Regions from separate parts of the Mus musculus genome. Here region 1 is linked to region 2. The links are chromatin loops, found by intact Hi-C in ENCODE. Cell type or tissue: gastrocnemius. All regions are shown on one strand. Links, peaks and the distances in the headings refer to the core of each region. The heading gives the core; the rest is flanking DNA. Region 1 has its middle 4.0 kb from the start of Pcnx4. Region 2 overlaps Lrrc9 (leucine rich repeat containing 9).

Region 1 (2,923 bases), core at 275-2,774, 70 kb before region 2:
GCAGCTCCAGTGAGTCACCTGGAAAATCTAGCTAAGTCGTTGAAAGTGATCACACTAAGCAGCTGATTGTAAGTATAGACAGTATATATAGTATATACAGTTTATACAGCCTGGAGACTTGATATACAGTATATATAGTATATACAGCCTGGAGACTTGACTGAGCTACTGTAATTCTGTGGTAAAACAATGACAATGAGTAGCTGTATCTTAGCAAGGGGCAAAGATGATGATTGTGTAAGAAGATGATGGGATCTACTCCTGGAAAAGATGCTAATGGTCGTGCTGGAAGGCAATGAGGGGTTCCAGATGCTTAAGTGTGCTCGATAAAGTAGTAGCAAGGTTTGAAAGGATCAACTCCGATTTTGGAAGAAGTTCTACTCTGGCTAACATATTATCAAATAGCATCACACGAAATTGTTTGTGGAAGGAAGAATAAATCAGTGAAGAAAACATTGTCTCAGGAATTTGCCTCAGCCACTCCAAAGCTTTAGAAGCCATCATTAGGAACCAATCAGCAGCCAGTAGCATTGAGGCAAGACTGCCCACTATTGGTGATAATTCTGAAGGATCAGAAGGTCATTAGCGATTTGTTACCAATGAAATGTTTTACATTTTATTTTAACTTAGTTATGTTTTGTGCATTTCTGAATATGAATTTGTGAATTTCTGAATATGAATTTGTGCATTTGAATGTAGGCACCTGCTGAGGCCTGAGAAGGGTGTCATGTCCTCTGGGCCTGGAGTTAAAGGTATTTGTCAGCTGTCCAATGCGGATACTAATTGTGAAAAACTAGTTGTGAGGAACTAAAGCCAGGTCCTCTAAAAGAACAGCAAGCACTATTACCTGCTGAGCCAATCCTCTGGGCCCCCTACTTTGTAATTAAGGTATGTGTGTTGTTTTTAGATGCAATGCCACCATACACTTAATAAGCTACAATATAGTTGGGTAAAGCATTTATATGTACTGAGAAACCAAAACGGCTGTGACTGTTTTGACATTTGATTCACCGAGGTGGTCCAGAACTAAACAAGATGTATGTGCAAGGTATGCCTTATATGTGGAACCATCTCTTTCTCCCCCATGAGTAGGTTTGTGGCTACATTCTTATATTTGGAGAACCAAAATAGCAATCACTGAAACATGTTACTAAGATAACTGTTCTGCTAATAAAGGAAACGTTCGTATGTTCCAACTATCTCCGAAATGCAGTGGATAGTTTCCTAGTGCAGCATTCATTTCGGGTTGAGGACTCTTAGCTTAGCATCCATTATTCTTGCTAAGAACTTCCCTGTACCCTCAACATCCACCACCCTGATTCTTCATCCGTATTTCCCGTTCTGGACACATTCCAGCTTGACAGCTGGGAGTTCAGATAGCTGCTGAGAGGTCTAACCTCAGTCCATCTCAGCTGACTCCTTCATGGGAACCCTGAAGCCGAGCTGTTGTTGTAAGGTTCCTTGTGTTTCCTAGTGTGAACAACCTTCTGACACTTTTATATACTTGACAGCCTCAAATAGTTTGAGAACTTACTTATTTGGATCTTAACCCAAAATTTTATTTTTTTCCCTCTAGCTTATATTCTTATTTTTATATAGTAAATAGAGGGTCCAGGAGAGCCTTTTGGATTTCAGAACATAATGGGGCAATAATTTTGTGTTAATAGCAAAAAATATAAATCGACTTTTAAAGCACTTAAGCACTTCGATAGCTGTAAATTGTGGTTTACTGAAAGTGTATGGAAGAACACTCTGAGGTAGCAACGATGTGCTAGTGAAAGCCACAGTTGGCAGACAGACTCAGATGTCAGTGATGCCAGTGTCTCCACAGTCTGAGAGGTTATGAGAGAATGTGCCCCTGGTCTGCCCGCAGGCGCCCCTCTTTGCTGGGGAAGCTAAACTCCGTCACTCCGGGTCTGAGTACCACATTCAGTATCTTTGAGGGGCTGGAGAGATGGCTCAGTGGTTAAGAGCACCGACTGCTCTTCCGGAGGTCCTGAGTTCAAATCCCAGCAACTACATGGTGGCTCACAACCATCTGTAATGGGATCTGACTCCCTCTTCTTGAGTGTCTGAAGACAGCTACAGTGTACTTATATATATTAAATAAATAAATTTTTTTTTAAGAATCTTTGAAAGTGCAGCTACTGCCAAGAAGTCTAAGGAAACCTAGATTGGACATCTCTAGCATCATTCGTTGCTCATGGGCTTTGAAAGTTATTTCTTTTGTCCCAGGCCTCCATGTCTTATAAAACAGAACTAACAAGGTAATTTAACCACAGAGGCTCAAGGAGATTGAATTAAATCAAATAATCTTAAATCATTTTAGCATGGAAATGGGTAAAACGTTAAGTGTTTATTAAGGGTGAACTCTGGATGTGTGTGTGTGTGTGTGTGTGTGTGTGTGTGTGTGTGTAAGTCTTTAACACGCTTTTTATTCTCAGGAGTACTCATTGTGACCCACCAGAATTAACATGCATTAACCTGTTTTTATTGTTGAAATACCTGCTATACGGTACAAAACTATTAGCTATTATTTGTGGATACAGTAGCCATCCAACAGTTATTAAAATCATGGTTCTTATTTACCAGTAACCACACTGATTCTTGGAGCTAAAACGGTCAAATAAAATAAAATGATTCTCAAGGGACTTATGAAAATATAGCTTGGGAGATGAACAAGGACGTCTCTAGTTACAGGAATGCAGAAGTAGGACACAAAATATTTTGAGAAAATGACGGATGGCTGCAGTCCAGTTATAAAAGGCAAGAAGAATTAGCAGGATGGAGATGTGATGAAGGATATACTCCAGGTAGTACTTTATTCTTACAATACTTAGGCAATACAGTGAGTGGTAAGTGCTCTTATGCACTTCATTTAATGGTGACCCCCAGGAGACATCTGTTGCTAATCTAATTTTAA
Region 2 (2,923 bases), core at 255-2,754:
TCAAGATCCAAACACTTTTGGAATTTCTCTTCAAACTTCAGCCTCAGAATACGGTTGTTGACTTTAATGACCCGCTTCACCTTCACCCCCGTGATGCCGTACGCTCTGAAGTCCCAGGTGCAGAAACGCGACAGGATTAGTTCACAGCAGGAGTTAAACCTACGTGGGGAGACAGGACACACACACAAAAAGCAGAACAGTGGATTGCCTTCAACACGCTGAAGGGTATGAAATAGACCTTGAAGATCCTAGTTTGTGATATTTTTGGCTAAACATACTTCATCAGATCACAGTAGCTGTGTTTTTGTTCCACTGGGCATATTTGATCAACAGAAGATGCTAAAATTTGAAACACAGTAAAATGTTCTTTTTATTATCTATTATCTACCTCTTCTACCTAAAAACGATGTTGACTGAATAGTCCTTCCTTCTTAAGAATATTTGATTAGCTTCAGTGTGACCACATATTCCTGGCCACTTTCCTTCAGGCTATGACTTCAACTTTTCTTTTCTTTCTGTCCAGCCCCCCCTCCGGTTCCTTGAAATAATTTCTTTTTAAATTTTCATTTATTTTACTTTTTTTTATGGTGTTAAGGATTGAACCAAGAACCTTCTGCAATCAGAGAAGTCCTTTGTCACTGAACTATTCCCCAGTCTCCAATAGACTTGGAAAGCTTGCTTTTCACCAGGAACCAGAATTATAGCTCTCTTATTTCCACTGTCCCTAGGTGATTTTATCTATCATGTACATATGTATGTATGTATGTTTGTATCCATGCATGATATATGTATGTACGCATGCATGTATGTATATATATATAGTATATATATATATATGCATGTATGTATTCATACACAAATAATCATTTCTACCCAAATGTAGCTGTAGTACCCAGTTTGAATATCCACTGGTTTCTAAAACACTCGAGTAAATATGCAAAGGGACTTTCAAAGCTAAGTACTCAGCACCTGGCCCCAACCAGTAGTTAAAAATGGCAGGAGTGGCTGTCTCCACTCCTCTTCACCCGCTAGCACGCCTGTACCACATCTCAAATGCATGCTGAATCATACCCTGGCTCATCATCAGCACTGGCCCTGTCCTCTTTGGGAATATCATTGTCTCTGACTCTATCCCAAGAACTACCTAAGTTAGGGCACATAGTGAGAAGGGTGGTGTCCACCCTCTCTCTCCTAAGGCTTATATTCCAAAGGGGGTAGATATTCAATAATATGTAAAGCCATAAATATGACAAATGCTAAAGAATAAAGACTTAGCAGAGAAGCCTTGGGTAAGGAGTGCAGAGGGCACCTTCTTGAAGCCTCAGAGATCTTCCAGGGAGAAAAGTGATCTGAGAACCAGAGGAGGATGTGGCAGCTTTGAGAAACTCTAGATCACGGGTCCTTTCGATGACTGGTCTGCTCTCTGCTGCCCTCATCTGGCTGTTCTAATAAAATTACAGTCTTGTCTTAAAATTGCACAGAATGGAGATTAAGACCGAAAGAGAGACCATTTAACAAGGAAGCAAATGATTCTTTATGAGATTCATTTACCCTGTGACCATTTATGTAACATAGGTGTGAGGGCTTCTGTGACGGGTGATTTCTGAGCCCACTATCTGAACTCCTAGCTTAGAGCACCTGACTTACCACCAAAGGCTTTATCAGTGCAGGAGGTGACAGATAGCCCAAATGACCTCTATGTCATATGTATGACCCAGATCTTGGCAGCTCCTTCCGTAGGCCCTTAGTCTAATACATGCAGTCTCTCTTCAGAACCCACTTTCTTGCAAGAAATGACATGCACATTGGAGTAGGTTGATGTAATTGTGCCTCCTTGTGGATCTGAGCTTGTATTACACAAGGAAACAGTAACAAACGGTTCTGTTTAAAGATGCTGACAGTAAACCACCTGGTGTCAGACTCAGGAGTTAGAACAGGTCTGGCTAACAAAGTTGGAATGAACCGAGTTTCATTCTCATCTTGTCCAGATCGTTTCCCACTGGCTGTGATACAGGGAACCCGGCAGCCTGAAGTCTGGCTTTGTGCCCCTTCTCCCACCACCCAATGGCCTTGTTCCCACTGACGGCTTAGCTCCCACACGGCTTCCCCTTTGACTACAGGCCAGCAGGATGGCCAGGAGGCCTCCACGGTGGCAACCTGCTGTGGCCAGTTGTGCAGTTGGTTTCTGCTCTGTTCTGGCTTTCAGCCAGTGTTCAGAATCCAGGACTATCTGCCCAGCAACTGTATAAACATCGCGAGGACAGCAGTGGGACATAAACTTTTTTCTTAAAATATTTACAAACTCCCCATATACTTTTTCTGCTGACTGGCTAAGAAAAAGAATGGGTGTTGAGTGACCCCGTTGAGGTGTCCAGGGCTTGTCTCATGTCGATAAGGCAATGAGACAAAGGTACAGGTAGAAGATGTATGACAGCAAATTTTCAACAGATGGATATTTTGCTAAAAACTATTTTGAAAATGAGACACTTTGCAAGTTGATCACCTGGCTCAGGATCAAATATACAACTACTTTTGGAGCCCTACTCAAAGCTCAGGTTTACCAGTCATCAGCCTGAGTGCCTTCTTCAAAATGGATATTGCCCACAGTCTCCAGCTCAGTTAGCAGAAACGGGGTCAGTAAGCCGTGAGTCTTCTTCTTCTGTTTTACTTCAGTCCGATAAATCGCTTCAATCCTACCAGAGACAAAACACACATGCAGGGGTTCATCGGATGTGAGACTCACAGCATTGGCACACAGCTGTTCGTTCATGTGCCGTAGAACATGCACGTAGCATGGATTTGAGAATCAGTTACCTCTTGCTTTCAGTGGCGGAGTAACGTGAGTGTTAGCAGTTAGATCCAGAACAAGATATTCTGTTTCTAGCAGTGAAAAGCTCTGATTTTGTTACCCTCATGCAGAGTA

What was found. A loop is a pair of places that touch in the nucleus more often than their neighbours do. Peaks named below come from ENCODE experiments on the same cell type or tissue, not always from the same donor. Only the 100,000 strongest peaks of a DNase experiment are listed, where the experiment ranks them.
Region 1: a loop joins it to region 2, with 2.2 times the contacts of the local background. A loop is called at or near these places in 7 of 42 quality-filtered maps.

The regions. Positions count from the first base shown.
Region 1 is chr12:72,530,930-72,533,852 of GRCm38, reverse strand. No RefSeq gene overlaps it. Among named protein-coding and RNA genes, the nearest start is that of Pcnx4, 4.0 kb to the left of the region's middle. In gastrocnemius, for the core only: no CTCF peak of the experiment used is centred there; a DNase peak (open chromatin) is centred at 1,368.
Region 2 is chr12:72,460,561-72,463,483 of GRCm38, reverse strand. It overlaps Lrrc9 (leucine rich repeat containing 9), which reads right to left. Exons shown (of 32, transcript NM_001142728.1): 10 at 2,562-2,693; 11 at 1-159. Among named protein-coding and RNA genes, the nearest start is that of Lrrc9, 20 kb to the right of the region's middle. In gastrocnemius, for the core only: a CTCF peak has its summit at 1,431 (motif pointing left); DNase peaks (open chromatin) are centred at 1,421 and 2,107; H3K4me3 peaks cover 276 bases.